Regions from separate parts of the Mus musculus genome. Here region 2 is linked to region 1. A link is a loop called in an ENCODE intact Hi-C map of the cell type or tissue named here. Cell type or tissue: left cerebral cortex. All regions are shown on one strand. Links, peaks and the distances in the headings refer to the core of each region. The heading gives the core; the rest is flanking DNA.

What was found. A loop is a pair of places that touch in the nucleus more often than their neighbours do. Peaks named below come from ENCODE experiments on the same cell type or tissue, not always from the same donor. Only the 100,000 strongest peaks of a DNase experiment are listed, where the experiment ranks them.
Region 2: it touches region 1 in a loop (4-fold over the local background); 5 of 42 quality-filtered maps call a loop at or near these places.

What each region holds. Positions count from the first base shown.
Region 1 is chr1:194,624,868-194,633,200 of GRCm38, reverse strand. The region is part of intron 1 of Plxna2 (plexin A2); the gene reads right to left. Among named protein-coding and RNA genes, the nearest start is that of Plxna2, 9.2 kb to the right of the region's middle. In left cerebral cortex, for the core only: no CTCF peak of the experiment used is centred there; DNase peaks (open chromatin) are centred at 3,986 and 8,031; H3K4me3 peaks cover 424 bases; H3K27ac peaks cover 199 bases.
Region 2 is chr1:194,935,181-194,943,513 of GRCm38, reverse strand. Cd34 (CD34 antigen) reads right to left here and starts at 4,693. Exons shown (of 8, transcript NM_133654.3): 1 at 4,470-4,693. The coding sequence starts at 4,548. In left cerebral cortex, for the core only: no CTCF peak of the experiment used is centred there; DNase peaks (open chromatin) are centred at 1,305, 3,968 and 4,624; H3K4me3 peaks cover 1,895 bases; H3K27ac peaks cover 4,463 bases.

The DNA.
Region 1 (8,333 bases), core at 237-8,236:
ATCAGCTTGTACAGAAAGTTTTGGCAAAGAACTCCAGAGACACAGACCACAGAATAATGCAAGCATATAGTAATAAAAATGTGGCAATTTGACTACACAATGTTATCAAAAACAGAATATGGAAGGGAAGGTGCCCTAGGAAGGTTCAGAGCAGAATATGACAAGAGGTTGAAGCAATTCCCCATGGTACTTGCTGAGAATAACTGCTGCAGAGAAAATACATGGTGTTTGGAGACAGAGCTGTGCTCTAATCTTATTCTCTCTAGCTAGGTTACCTTGCACATGTTATTGAACCTTTGGAGGAAGAGAACCTTAAATTCTCTGTCAAAAGACACCTGATAGGGTTGTGGTGAGAATCAAGAAGACAAAGATTTGAATTGTTTTGTAAACTATACAGCTCTGAGTAAACACCAGTCACAGTGTTTTTAAGAAACACTGTTCACCATCCCACTGGCATAAGTGGCTGTTCAAAGGTCGATGGGTGACTTCTCAAAGATCAAGATGCTGTGTTCCAGACTGGGTAAGAGGTTACCTCCTAGCACTTTGCTTTAGGGACCTAGCCCTCTTGAACTGAATCAATGCTCTGAGTCTTCTTCTCTCTGTCCTAATGACCTCAGATCTCTAATACCTTTCCTGGAAGTCTTCAGGTTGCACCATGTTTGGGTCTCCCTTTCACACCCTCACAGTCTCTAAATGAAACAAGATGGTAGATGTCAATATCACAAGAGAGAGGCAGAGGAGGTACTGAGATGGCAGCCCAGCAGGCAGAATCTCACATTCCCCAACCTCTTCCATATAGTGTTTGCTCATTACATGAGTAAAGAAATTCCTGTTTCATCCTGTTTTCCTAGCTTCTCTTCCCCAGTGTTTTTTTTTTTTTTTTTCTAAACCAAGACTCAGTCTTAGAATAGGAGTCAACTGTTTTCCTCAAGGAAGCTGATTAAGCAGCGCCTTCCTTCCCACCATCAGTTCTTATTATCTTTTTCCTTAAGACAGACTCTTGGAGAACAGATACTGCCAAGAAGCCTGTCTTAGGTAGCAGACAAGTTCACATGCACATCCCAGCAGAGGAGGTATCACAAAGCTAAGTAAAAGTAACTAGTCAAAAATGTAAGGGCAGGTGAAATTCCTGGCAGATTTCTGTCTGCTTTAGAACCTCATCTGGGCCCAAATACACAGGTATCTAGTCCCTTCACTACCTACAGTGAGGGGAGCAGAGAAACATACTTTGCAGACCTCTGAGGCTTTATCATCTCTAGACAGACACATCAAAGTCTAGGGCCACTGGAGAACCTGGGGTTGTGAGGGATAAAAAGAACTCCCCAGTGAGGACTAGAAAAATCTGACCCAGGATGATGAATGGGGTGTGAGAGAGAAGTCTGGAAAAGGGTAAACAGCCAGGAGGTAGCTGAAGTGATGGGAGCCAAGGGTGAAGAGAAAGAATGTGGAGGTCAAAGAGCAAAGAAAATGCCCCTGCAGCGACAGGCTCAAGATCCAGTGTATTATTGTCAGGCATGGCTTATGCATGGGTGCCACTTCCCTCCCTCCATATGTGTGCATGTAAGCCAGCCCTCTCCCAGCCATATTCAAATTCTTCCAGGAAACTTTCCTTATGTGTTGTTCCAAGTTTCCAAGGGATTCCATGTTGTAAATTGGTTGTTGTTTCTTAAGACATATCACCCCATTCTTATGCCCCTCATGTAGGTTGTGAGGGCCAGTAGTCTTAGCATTGCTGTTTCACACATAATACGACTGGAGGATAGTCCAGGTTAACTATTTTGGTTAAGATTCTAAGCATACTCTGGACTTTCAGAGTTACATATACCATCCTGCTTATCTGATACCTGGAGATCCAAGTAAGTGCCACTAATTGCCATTTCCAAGAAGAGATTATCTTCTCTAGGGGTCACCATACAGTTCTGGGTAGGTATCAATGCATCTAGAGTTGGTTATACCTTGCTACCATCCTTTGGGAATGAGGGTTAGAGCTGTCACTGAGTTGAATTTTTGGGAACTTCGGAGAGCTGCTGACCAGCCATCAAATGCCACTTGGCTTCTGCCCAGGTCTAGCTGGTGAGAAGGAGGGCTGAGGTCTCTGCAGCCTTTTGATAACCCTAGGAGCTGCATGGGTTAGTAGATGAAAGAGTCCAGAAGCTCTAATGAATGCATTTTGAGACTAGTGTGCCAAATTCCTCTCCTCAGCCTGACTGTCCCTATGGGCAGGAAACCTGCTGCTAGCTCCCTTCTGAAGACCACCATGTCTCTGCAGCCAGGGTAAACTGCAACAGCTCCTGCCTACTGCCTTGGGGCTTCTTTCCCTGATCAAGTCTCCTAGCTCTCAGCCCCACCTCCTGTTCTTCTATCCCCAGACTTGGCAGATCACTAATTAATTCAGGGCTGTTTAATAACTCTTCTATTTCAATGAAACAAGCTGTCTTGTTTTCTTTATTTTTAACACTGACTTTCGGTTTTTTTTGCTAAGCATCTTACTGTCATTTAAATTTCTGTCTCCAACCAAGCTGATAATAGACTGGAGTGAGCAGCTGCTTCAGCCCTGTTTATGACAGTGATTAGAAGTTAGAGCTGTTCTAGCAGAGAATTGACCAAACCTTAGTTCAGCAGCTCTGCCCCTGCATGTAAAGAGAGTGCTAATTTTAACATGATTAGTAGCACTCTGGCTCCAGGGGAAACCAGGGTTAATCCCAGCCCAACCTTCCTGGGACCCTGTTCTGAGGCCAGCTATGGTAACAAAGTTGTGAGCACTAATTCTACTTGGGAATTATGATTAGTAGCTGTGGGTCATTTGTTTAGACCTGAAACTACCCTGTTCTCCTCTACAGTCCTTCAGTGAATTTGCTGAAAAGCAAAGCAAGGGCCAGAAGTGGGTAGAGAACTCAGCAATCAGCTAATTTGCCTTTCTGACCCACCTTTCAAAAATACAGAAACATTTCCCAAACATTCTACATATTACACCTGTTTATTTTTTAAATCTATATAAAAAAAAACATTACTGGAGACCTGGTTATCTTTGAACTATTGCTTGCTTCTCCAAATGATGTAAATCATATCCTCCATAGATGGCCTCTGCCCGAGTTGGATATTTCTGGTTCATGTCTCTCTTCTATTTTTCCACAATATATGTAATGATTGTTTGTGTGCTCATGCTCTCTCCTACCTCTCAGATCTTCAAGAGCCAGAGAGGTGAGTTACCTTCCTTTCATCATGTTCAGCCCATGGCACATATTCTATAAACATTTATTCAGTCAAACTGAATTAGCCAGTTCCATGTTCAAACTCCTTAAAAGTAAAGCACATTTCCCCTATCTGGACAGACCCCTGACTAAGCTTTCATTCCTCTCTGCTCCTTCCAGTGTGCAAACCAGCAATCATGTCCCTCACTTCCCTTAACTCCCTACCCCCAATACTTCACAGCATAGCTAGGAGAGTACTGTAACAACAATGTAGGGGGTGTATAGTAGAAATTAGAGATCTGAGCAAGTTCTCTGGATTATTCCCCCCTCCCCATCCTTCAAGGCCAGGCACAGCTGCTTGGGAAAGCCCACAGGTGCAAAGGGCATAACCCTGGTGGCCTGACACTCCCTGCCTCTTGCCCCTCTGCAGGCAGATCCCTGAGAGTCAGAGCTCTTGGTCTGTGCCTCCCAGCCAGCAGTCTGCAGGCAGCTGCTGGGGTCATTGTCTCAGCCTCTTCAAGTTGTGAATGCTGAGTCTATAGAGACCGAAACACAAACAGTGCCCACAGTGGCTCTCAGGAGGGAAAGGCCGCCTGGCCTTGCCAGAGCCATTGACTGTGCAAATAGCAAGACTGGAGATGGATGGAAGAAAGCTGGTTGAAGCTATTGAAAAGAGGGGAAGTCTTTCTCCCCACACTGCTCAGTGCCAGTAGGAACTGTGGATGTGTGCTAAAGGCCAGCAGATGGGCAGAAAAGAGGCATGGTGAGTTCTCCTGAGGATACTGCCTCATCATGAGCTGTGTGTCTAGCCAAACTCAGGAATAGCAAGATGAGGATATAACTGGGTAAAGGATTGCAGCAAGAAGCTGGGGAGAAATGTGGTAAAGTAGGCAGGGATAGTGGGCAGGAACAAACGAAGTACGGTGAATAATGACTTGCTGTGTGATGCAGGACAATCTACCATTCAGCTTGGGATTGAGTTTCTTAGCTATTATTTGAACTTGGGTTAAAGCTATTTTCAGAGACTCAGGCATGCTTCCCAAGTGTTCTACACAGCACACCTGTTCATTTTGCAACTCATGTTTAGTAAAGAGAATTGAGGCATCATGTCATGCTTGTCTCCATTTTCTGAGGCAGGCTTTTGGAGAGTACTGCCAAGCATGCAGGGATATCTTTTCAATGTCACATTCCCATGTTCTGTACTCCAGCAAGGAATGAGGCCCTCTCCCAGTTTGGCCAGGGGACAGTGTATGGATCTAAGAGATGACAGCTAATGCTTTCCCCCAGCTGTGTTACATAGCATGACCAATGTCGGGCAAAGGCCAAGGATTGGACTCAAGTCTTTGGGCCCTCTGGACCTGCCAACACTCTTCCTATTGTGTTTGTCCTTTGCATACCTGTTTCTGTGTGGGACAGCACCTCCTAAATGCAGCCAGGCATCTGAGCCCAAGGAACTGGCCTTTTTCTGGAGGTTGACTCTCAGTACAATGCCAACTGACTTGCTCTAAGACCAGGGCCTTCTCTACTCCTAAGAGTAGAGGATATTAAAAAACCCAAACACAGCAAAGTCAGGATTCAAATCTCAAGTCCCATATTTAAATGCCAGCCATAAACAATGCCTATGGCCTCAGTGCCAGAGCTACCATGGGTTTTTCCTCTTTCTAGACTCCACTCAGTATCTGGCTCTTTATACTCTAAGCACACACATTTTCTTTAAGTGAGATCTTGCCGTTTTAGAAAATTCTAAATTAATATAGAGACTATGGGGGAGAACACCCCTGGTTTTATTCTGCTCTGGATTTTAGAATAACTTTTCCAGTTGGCAGCACTCATCATTTTCCTAACTCCCTTAACAAACTTCTACCTAGCTCCAGAAGCACAGACAAATAAAAGCTCTTGAACATCACAATGTACAAACAAACAAACAAACAAACAAACCCTATCACATGCACAGACAGAGACAGAGGTACTGGGTTGGAGGGAGGAATCAGCTCACCAGAGTGTCAGGCATGCTCTCTTCTCCCTCCTGCTACCAGGGAGCAAATGGAGGTATGGAGCAGTCAACAGGTGAGAAGCCCCCAGGAAGGGTGCAGAAAGTGTGAAGGGAAACCCTTTGTTCCTCCTTTGTTCTTATGTAGCAGGAGCCTGTGTGACACCACACTCTTCCTGGCCATCTGTCTGGCTCTTAGTAGGTCTCACACCCTCTGTGTGAGGCTTCCTGGTTCCAGCTACACATGTGGTTCATATTACTCCCAAAGTGCTTGAGTTGAAAACCTGGAGGGATTGCTGCCTGGGTACTCAGATAAGAACTTCATTCTTCTGGGTAAACCTGGAGGTGTTTACAGGATCTGGGGGTACCTTACAAAAGTCCTGGTGCTGCAGGTTTCTGTCACTGACTGAAAGGATAAGTTGGGAAGCTCCAAGCAGGTTGAAGCTGGGGTCAGCCATCCTACTCTAGGTCTCTGGACACTCTAAGAAACACCAGCACTTACACTTGAAGTGGAGACCCAGAGTGGGGCTCTGCTGGCTCACAATGGGGAAGGAGTTTGAGCTCTACTGAGAAATAGTCCTTCAGGGAGTTCAGAAACCAGGCTCTTCTCCTTCAGGTATTTTTGTTCCTGAAGAAAGTGAAGAGGAGGAAGTGGGGATGGGGGACAGACAGGGAAGGTGAGAGGTCAGAAGTCAGTGTAATATTTATTCAGCTCAGTAGAGACCTTTCACTTTTAGAAGCAGGAAACAACTTCAAAGCTGCAACATCCCCTTGCCACTTTGCCAACCTTCTGGTCCTCAGTCTCCACAGGGAGGCAGAGCTTTCTACCCACCCTTCCTAAGCCCACCCCTCTCCTAGCCTATCTCCTGCTTAGAAAGGTCATGTGCCTTACATGATTATGATTACAGAAAAGTTGTCATGGTGGCTTCCCCAGCCGTCTGAGCTGTCCCTGGAGTGTTCTTACTCACTCTAAGTCAGCCTCACACAAGTTTTCTGTCCACAGCAGAGTAGCTGTACTGGGTTGACACTTGAGAAGCCAAGTTGCCAACTATAGTACAAGGCCTAAACTACAGAGATTCTTTACAATGGATGGATTAGCAGGCCTCTCTCCAAAAAAAAAAAAAAAAAAAAAAACAAAACCCAAAAAAACAAAAAACAAAAAACCCACATAGATGTTCCAGGGCATAACTGTAAGGGCTTCTCAGGTCTCTTGAAGCCCAGGCCTATCCCTAGTCTGGGACACCCTAGTACAAGGCCCTCCACCCTAAGGTTCAGGGAGTTCTATTTCCCATGATGGGATCAGAGTCCCCAAGAGAGCTGACATCTACCTCCTTTTAACCTCCCTCTGCTAGCCCTCCTTGGCTTTCATCTCAGATAGGATTCATTTAGGACACTCAGGCTGAAATAGGGACAAACAGTGACATTTCCTGTTGAACCACACTAGTGTCCACACTTCCACTTCTGGGATATTGGGGAAGAATGCAGCAGGAAAACCTCTCCATACTTTGCTGTGAGAAATGGTGTTGTAGGAAACAACTCTAGTGCTGCCTCACCCATGGGGGAAGGGCAGAGGGTAGGGAGGTAGAATTAAATAGCTCCTACTAACAGTACCCTGGATCTCTCAGGTACCAGCCAGTTCTTCCCAGAAATCTGCCATGTACTGAGTGACACAGGGTACAAGCTCTGAGCAACAACCTTCTTCAGGAAGGGAAGGAGGCTAGTCATGGCTAACCCCACCCTGCCTTCTTTGCCTGGTGCCTGGGGGGGTGTGGTTGTGCAGTTCTCTCCCTCAGCACCAGACATTGCGGTTGTGGTTCCTTGAAGGCGGAAGCTTTTGCCCTTCTATCCTTGGGCTTTGAGTTACCACATTTTTGGCAGCACACAAGCACAAGATCAATCTGCACCTATTTAAATCTGAATGTGTTCTGATTCCTGCTTTCAGTGTCTGTGTGGCTTGCCATAAGGGGCAGAAACAGTAGCTCAAATACTCAAGTAATGTTCTCTTAACACCCAAAGGAGAAACCAAAGCTACAAGGTAGGCTGTTTAAACATAAAAAAGAAAGTCTGTGAGTCTGAGTCTTCGCAGAAGGTGGAGCAGGGCAGAAATGGGGCCTCCAGAAGGCTCTGGAAGCCTCTGAGGGGTGTGTGTGTGTGTGTGTGTGTGTGGTATGTGTGTTGTGTGCAAGTCTGCACACACATGCATGTTGGGGGTCATAGAGGGAAAAGAGTCATTTACCTTACCACATATTCAGTCTGTGCCCCAGGGCCCCTCCCCACCCTGCTTCTGAAAGACAAGTTGAACTTACTGTTCTTTCTCTCATCCTGAAAGTAATTTCAGGCAAGGAAAAGCAGGATTAAACTTTCATAACCGGACACATTTATCTTGTTTTGCTTCTTTCTTTCCCTATGTCCTCCCTCCACTCCACTCTTGACCCTCAGTAAGTTTAAGCCAGAGGGAAGCTGAGATTAAATATCAGGGGATGGTATCAGATCTGGAGGGACACTGATCTCTGATTCCCTGCCCATCCCCAAACTTCAATATTTTTCCATCTACCATTGGACAGTTATTATCTCTGTGGATGAGAGAAGCCTCTGCACTCTATGCCTGTTCTCCCTCAATATTGTCCTCCTTTGAAATGAAAGGGGGAATTAGAATTCAGAGACAGGCTCCCAGGGAGAATATGAAGACAAAGATTAAGTCAGTGATACAACGTTGACATGCGTTTAGTTCCTGAAAGGTCTTTTTAAAAAAAGTCTCCCTCGGAGCAGTGTTGCCACTGCTGAGACTGGCTGGAAATCCACATTAGGGAGTAAGAAGACGAGCAGGCCTGTGACAGGGACTTGGGGATGGGCCAAAATTTTACTTGCTGGTTTAAAAAAAAAGGCAAGAGTCACTTGATGAGACATCCAGGACTGAACTGCCTGCTGACTTGAATATAACATCCCTTCCCCTAGCCACCCAGACATGAACTGTATGGGTTAAGCCTCTCTCAGCCCCCTAAACCCAGACAAGTCCTGTGGGGCTGGCCTCTCAGAGTTATATCTATACACACACACACACACACACACACACACACACACACATGCATGCACAGGAACCTATACATTCCCTATGATGCTAGCCTCCCCTGTAAGCCTGGTGAACATTTTAT
Region 2 (8,333 bases), core at 81-8,080, 310 kb before region 1:
TACTACTCACACTCACCATCGACAGCATTCTAGTCTCATTCTGATACTCTATGTTTTATTATTATTTAAAAATATTCATTATTATCAATGTGTGTGACAAAGAGAGAGTGGAGGGAGAGAGGGAGAAAGGAAATGAGATGAGTGCAGACAAGGATCTACCACAGTACACACAGAGGTCATAGGACAATTCACAGTCATTTTTCTCCTACCATTTGTGTTCTGGGGATCAAACTCAGGTCCTCAAATTTGCATGGCAAACACTTTTACCCACTGAGCCATCTTGCTTGTCCTAATTTACATTAGTATAAAGATAAACCAATTATCTCCATATAATGAGGGAAAGTCTAGAATCCAAGTCATATTGCAAAAGACCTGATTTTATCTCATCCATATCAGTAGTTAGCAAACTATAACTCTTAAGACAAGTTCTGTGCTGGGGTTGACAGTGTGTGGTCAGTCTGTCAAGCATGTCATCTATATTTTCAAGTGCCATTAAAGTCATACAAAGTCATATGCACCAGAAGCCACATCCAGATCCCAAGCCTGGGATGCTTTCTGTCTTGCCTTTCATAAGAAAAGTTTGTAAACAACCCTTTTGGAGACTAATTTCACTTTCATAATTTGTGCATTTTTTTTCCTTAAGCACCACAAACATGCAAAGGATCTTACAAAATTCTGAAGAAAACACAAAATAAGGGATCATTTGACTTCTTTAGGCTTTAGCATCACTGTGATTTGCACAAATCTCTTTAGGACTGGGGATGACTAGACAGGTCTTTAGGGATTTTCATGAAACTTGGGGCAAATCAAATAATAAAAATAGGACAATGATAAGAAGTTAGAAAAAGGCTAATTTCGCAGTGATACAGGAAGAGAACTAAACGCAGTTTGATCTTTTTTTAGTGGGATGAGCTCATTAGTAGGTGAGTGAGCATTCAAAAAACTCCTATTAGAGTCACTTGACACCTGCTATGTACCACAAATTATGCTCCACAAGCCCGAGCCATTGCTGAACTAGAACAAAGGGCTTGACAGAAACTTCCTTCATTTCAGAGGTAAGGCAGAGTTGTCAGTATAAACCAGCCTGAACACCCACACTACATTGAGATTATCCATTATATTCAAATAGCTTGTCTTCATCCCTTCATTTCTGTGGATCCTCAGGAGGTTTATATTTCTTCTACTTGCATTTCTTTCATTTTTCTGGTGCCACTCATTCCTGGCTTGCAGCTTAGTACCATGGTCACTACAATCATTTCCGTAGGGCAGCCACCCAAATACCATTTTCTTCAGTCTCCCTGAGTCCTTCTCTGGCAAACCTCCCATGCGTGGGCAATTTTTACCAGAGATTTGAAAGCATGGAGTGAAATTTCAGGGTAGCCAGAAGAGACAGTAGCACACCTTGAAATGTTAGTTAATACTGTGCTAATGAAGCTATTCTATAAGAAATCTCCTTTAAAGCTTCCAACTCTGCAAGAGCGTCACCCTTTTGTCTTTACCTTAGATTCTGCAGTCCTTATGCCTTCATCTCTTGACCCACTCCAATATAAGACTCTACTTCCCATTTAGCCAGCCTGCTTCCTGCCTGCCCTTGAATATTGAGAACTTGTCTAACATTTTGAGATTTCTTACCCAAAGAACCATTTACACATTTTCTTAAGCAATGGAGCAAACTACCTAGAGATAACCACTTTTCTAAGAGGCTTGCTTTTATTTTCCACTCCAGGAAGCAGCAGACTTCCCAGTTAAGCCAGGAGGCCTTTTCCTTTGCATCATTAGGGAAATGATTCATTCCCTGCCCATCCCAAGTGTAGGTCCAGGAAAGTACCTTGCCAGGCCTTCCAATTTGTTTGGATCCCTACCCTACCTACCCCACCCCAAGATGCATGCATCATTCTCCCTGTAGCACAGCCAGGAAACTTGATAGCAAATTTAAAGATACTATGTTTTTATTTTTTAACCAACATAAGAAGAAAATATTATCATTAGAAATGTCAAAGTCTCTCCCTACCCATCATATGTAAATTCTGCCCTGGCCACTATGAACATTTCTTTTAGAGATGAATTTGTGTTCTTTTTCCATGCCTTCATATTTTTAATTTGCCACATTATAGGACATTTCGTCAGATGAACCAAAGTCAATGAGAGAAGGAAACCCAAGTACTGGAGCCTGGAGCTGGGAAACTCTGAAAGGAAGCTTAGGTCTTCAGGTCCAAAACACAAAGGAAACCAGGCAAGATCAGAAACAGTGGAATCTGCTCCCTTTTTGCTTTTTTTTTTTTTTCCAGAATTTTGTCCCCAACTTTATCTGCTACAATTTTGGCACTCCTTGCTCTGAGATTTTGGAGACAAAGATCACTCAGGAAAGGAAAGCAGTAAAGGCAACTCAAACAAACAGGACCAAGGTGATGAAGCCAAAGGGATACAAGAGAGGCCTAGGCTCTTGCCTGCTCATCAGACAGGCAGGAGTGCTGGCCAAGATGAAGAAGTACATTTACAAAGGTTGTGAAGCCTGGTCTAGTCCTTCACTGGGGAGCCTTCAAATCACTGAATTACTTGGCAGTCCCCAAACTCTTACACCTCCCTCCTTACCATGTAGCAGGGAAACTATCTGATAAAAAGTATTTTCTATTTTCTTTTTCCCTTTTTACATGCAGTCCCAGGCAGGATATAGTTGTAGATCATCAGATTCAAAGAGCCCAAAGGAAGAAAGGGAATGTGAGTAGAAGCTGGAGGTAGTGTTGGAATAAGGGAAAAAGAGGTCTTGTGGAAGGAAACCCAGGCAAAGGGGTTCCTAGTTTCCTGAAAGACTTTTAGGTCAGCTGGAGCGTGTGTCCCCAGTCACAACCCAGATTCTGGCCACTGATCTCTCTTGCCCCTGAAAAAGTGACACTTGTGGCTGTCTAGAAGATGTTCACACTAGCTTCTCATGGGACAGAAGAGAACTATCTCTTCAGAGTGACTTTCCATTCTACACCAACTTTCCCAGTAATAACATCACGGTTGTCTACTGTGGGACATTTTAAATTACATAATTCATCAGTTTAATTTATTTTACAATTTATTCCAGGACAGAAAATAATAGTATTAACAAACAGAAGAATCTCAACACAAACCCTAGGAAGTTCTTGGAGAAAGTACAGAGCCTTGGCCGGCTTATGAAGTCTAGCTGGGTTGGGAATGGTGGCCCCTGCCCTGTCCTTTACCCTAAAGTTGAGACACTGATATCTTCAGCATATTTCCCCAAGGTTTGCAGAGGTTTTTTTGCTCTCTCCACCCTGCCCCATTCAGCCCAAGACAAGGCTGATACTGGCCAGCTGAGGAAATAAGAAAAGACAGCACTACACCCAGACTTGGGTCAGTGCTGAGCTGAGTGACCAAAAGAGTAAGTACAGAGCATCTGATGAGGACTCCAGCCCGTGGTCACCTACCCGTGCACAGTGTAGCATCATTCTGGGCATTTTTGTCCAAGCAAGTTTTACTCCATCAAAATGGACATGTCTAGCGCTGCCAATCAGGAGAACCCAGAACCTAATTCAACTTCTCCTCTGCCAGCTCTCTTTGGGATAGACCCAAAGGCAATGGAGCAGAAGACTGGGAGAAAAGAGGTCTTGTGGGTAGATCCAGGCTACTCTACATGTTGAGTGTCCTTTAAGATATACAATGAAGATTTAGGAGCCCCAAGGGTTAAAAGCAAAATGAGTAATTCACAACCCTGAAAACCTCAAAGGACATGAGTTGGGATGAAGAACAACACCCTCCAGTGCAATAAAGTTTGCTATAGACTGAGTGAATACTATTTTTTGCCAACCTAAGAGGGGAAGAACTTAAGAAGTAAGAGTATGCGTGGGCAGCAGGAGGTGTCTTGGCCTGTCCACTAGCTTTAGAATCTGAAGGGAAGCAGAGCAAGAAAATTCCAACTAGCAATGAATGTATGTTTGTGCACGGGGAAGACTGGTGAGCAGAAGGACTTGGTGTGTACACCAAACCACCTCCCTACTAGCATCTGCATGGTTTCTGCAGGGGCGACTCTAGCTTTCTAATCTGAAATTTAAAATTGTCCTTTTTTTCCTCTCTGCCTGTTCTTTATTCCAGACTCTTCCACTAATGTCCCTCAGTCCTCCTTAAAGGTCTCCTGGCCCTTACTGGAAATGGCTACCCTCATGAATTCTTTATGTCCAAGTCCTGGGAACAATGGGTGCCTGGACCCTTCTCTGGACCACTCTGGGTCCTTGCTTCCTCAATTAAGGAGAGTTACAGAACTTTTCCTTCCTTCTGTCTGCATTCTAGCCTCAACTTTGAGCTTTGCACCTCCAGCCACGCAGAGGAGCTGGCGTCCCCCAGCACTACCTGAGTAAGCTCACTTCTGCGTGCTGGAGCGCAGGATTCCCAGGTGAGGTTAGTGGCCGGCGTCTTCCCTCCTCCCGGCCCATAGCCTGGTCCCTTGGCCCTCAGCTGTTAATACTCACGCAGCAGACTCATCAGGCAGAGAGCTACCCAGCGCCATGGCAGCAGGAGCCCCGCGCGCGTGTCCCTGTGGACCTGCATTCTCCTGTACCGCTCCGGAGATGCGCTCGGTGCAGGAGGCGGCCCGGCGCGGGACGCGCTCCTCCGCCCTGCGCAGGGGTGGGGGATATTGGCTCTCCTCCCCTGCTCCCTGTCCGGAGTGGGTGGGGGATGCTGGCTTATCCCCTCCCTGTTGCGTCTTGGTGAGGCCAGCCCCTCTCGTAGTTCCTACTTCACTTTTAACCGTGTGTCATCTTGGCTGCCTCTCGGCAGGGTCAAATTTCTCCTTTCTGATTTCTTTATTTTCAAGTTTTAAGTGTGGCAGGAAGCCACTGTGTACGCCTGAGTTTACAGGAGTATGATCTTTCAGCTAAGCAGGAAACAACACAATTCCAAGACACCTTTAGAGATAGTCACGGTGGAATCTGTGCTGCATGTTAAAATTGAGCAGGACACAAACAGGACACTAATAGCCTTTTCACAGTCCAGACCATCTGCTATCCTACCATCTCTCTTTTATACTCATTTTCCAGCAAAATCAACAGAATTTGTATTAACTTTCCTGTGATCATCCATATTTCCTTAGCTAGTTGGGTCATAGCAATTGTCAATACCATAGAGATAATATAGATACTCCATAGTACATGGTTTTTCTCCAATGTTCCCTTTTCAATCCTAGATTTAAGTTTCCTGATTCTATGGGAGCTTTTCTTGCCCTCCCTTCAGACAAAAGATTTCTTAGATTCTTACCCTGCCCTACCTAACAGACCTTCTAGCACTCCTTGTGCTTCTCCACGCAATGGTGCTGCATGTTGATGCGCTGGATTGCAGGATTCTGACTCGTCACAGGTCAGAAGATCAAGGCAGGAGGAGAGAGAAGCAAGACAAGGCATATAGCAGCAGGTAGAAATTGAGATAAGGCACAGAAGGGTCTGTGATGATGACTGTAAATACTTAGCCCTAGTTTTCCCATAATGTCTGGTCACATAACCTAAAGGGAGAAAGAAAGATCAGACAAACGCCCTGGATAAATTTCTGTATTTATTTCTCTGAAGATCTACCTCCACGAAGAAAGTACATTTGTTTGTGTTGCCTACCCTGGGCCTAATATACCTTGGGGTTGAGAAGAAGAGTATCAGTCCTCAAATCTATACTCTTACCCTGTTTCATATCACACCATTAAAACAAGAAGCGGAGGTTTTCATCATAATAAAGGCAGAGGCTCATTGAATACAACGACATTAAGTGAGTTTGTGTCAAAGTACAGTTGGCATATTGTGATGGAGAACCTGGAGGTAGGGTCAGAAAGGATTGCAAAATGTACTTTTAAAATTAAATTCTGGTCCTTGGAATATGAACTAAGAAGGAAATATTACACCTAATTCTTCAGTTTCAAAAGTGGATTTTCTTCTGGTACCTACATTTTGCTCATACTTTTTATGGTAGGTAAATTGTTATATGTAAAAATGAGTTGGTTCATTTGAGTCTACCTTTACTTCCAGATGTTTTCTCTGTTAGTTTAATTAATTAAAGTGTTTTGAGACAGGATCTCACTCTATAGTCCCATCTGGTCTTGGACTCAAAAAAAAAAAATCCTATCCTAGCTTCCTGAATGGTGGGATCATAGGTATGTACCATTGTTTTAGGCTCTCTTCTGATTACTTTAAATATCTTTTGTCTTTTGGACCATGGGAAATGGGACTATAGGAAATATTTTGTACTTGAACTTCTTAACTAGCTTTGAAGTGGGGGAGGAGAGTGAAAGATATTGACTCTATGGAAAAGTTTCTGAAAGCAAAATCCATATAGAACCAGAATCAAGGCTGAGTGCCAAGAATCTTAACTTGTAATATGTGCTGTCTGTCATTTCTTTCAAGAGGTCATGAAAGAAAAAGAATACCTCCTAAGTACAAGCGTAAGGACAAAGCAGTGTTCAGCACCAGGGAAGGAAAGTAAATGTAGACATCTTAGTTGGGGGGGGGGCGGGGAGTTTAGAAATCCATCCCCCGAAGAAACCAAATCTGTACTTTTCTGTTCTGCAGAGCTATAATGCAACCAGAATATAAAGCATGATGGAAGACTGGCCCTCAGCACGCAGTCACTGAGACACATCACTCACAGCTCACACACCTTCTCTCAGCACATATACAAATCCACTTATTGCCTCAACCTTCTGACAACTCGCAGACCAGGTAGAATTGAGCAATCATTTCTCTTTTAGTCCTCCCAGTCTGCCCCTCAACATCCCTGCTTTCACACTCCATCTCCTAAGCTGATTCCAGAAGACACTAGCTATTATAGCTATACCACTCAAGGCAGAGAGTGTAAAAGAAACACATTAAGAGCTGCTCAGTGGGACCCTTTGTGAGGTCTTAAAGGTCATGGCCACACTTATCACTGAGTGTCCTGTACATTCCCCATCCTCTGCAAAACACACTTCCTATCAGATAAAAATAGACTGTGAAATACAATGCCTTTGATGTGAAAAACAGTAAATATCTTAGTTCCCTTTAACAAAATATCCGAGGCTTGATACTTTATAAAGAATAGAGAATGCCAGAAGCAGGACGACTAGGAAATAGAAGTCATTTTCAGCCATATTAGCAAGTTTGAGTCAAGACTGAGGTATACAAGACCCTATTTCAAAGGACTTCCCCCTCCCATAAACAAAAAGAAAACTTAAAAACAAGAACAGAAATTTACTTTGCTTCATGGTTCTAGAGTGTTGGTAGTTTAAGTACCTGTATCAACTATGTCTGTTGGGAACCTTTTGGGTTGCATCATAGCAGAGGGAATCACATGGTGAGACAAATGAGTCAAAAGCTCACTCAGTTTGGATCCAGACCACTCCCATGGATAGCCCATTAATCTTTAAATAGATTCATTTACCCAGCAAGGCAGAGCCCTCAAATACCATTAAGATCTAAATTTTCAGATTAATATATGAAATTTAGAAAAAATATTTGAACAGTAGAAATTGAAGATTTTAATAAATCTGTTGTTTAAAATGTATTTGTCATTTTGTCTTTATAATCTAAGCCCTAACGCCTTTATATAAAATTATTAAGGAGTTGAATTCCAGTTTATACGTTGTTACTTTTTATGGACATTAATGAAGCATTTTTTCATTTCTATTTTTTCAGTTTCATACTTTGGAACTAAAGCTCCCCCACTACTACCCATGTTGCAAAATATTCTTTTAAATTTGTTGAAAGCACTCAGGGACTGTCCGAGTATGAAAAGAAAGATCTTTAATGGTGGTGATGCCAGGTACTGGAGGGGAGCTGTGAGAATCTACACTCTAAAAGTGAGTTCCTTTTTTGCTCTTCCTGCCCTCCAGGGCCTCCTTTAGCTATAATCTGACTAGCACGTACTGACAGTAAATTCTGGAACATTTGGCCTGCTCATTCTCAGGCTCAGTGTCTTCTGGGGGGAATTATCTTGATGTTGTGGTTGTCTCAATGACAGGCAACCCATTCTATCTGTGCTCAAATATTATTCATACAGAGTACCCTGTCCCAATCTTTTGTTTTTCTGTGTAATCTCCTCTTTCCTGGCCTGACATGACTTTTTAGTTATCTTCTATATTCATATGCTGGTTCATCTGCCCTTTAAAATACACATGTCTCACACTGTCTGAATTATCCTCTTAGTTAATTTCATTTTCAGTAAGTCCTATTTTTTTTCAGACAAGTCACCTCCTTTATTTTCTTCAGAATTTCCCTAAATATCTTTGGATAATTATTATTCAGTGCATAATAAATATTTGATAATAGATTATCTGATCCTCTCCCAAACTGTCCTCTTAGATTTTTATATTTTCCTCC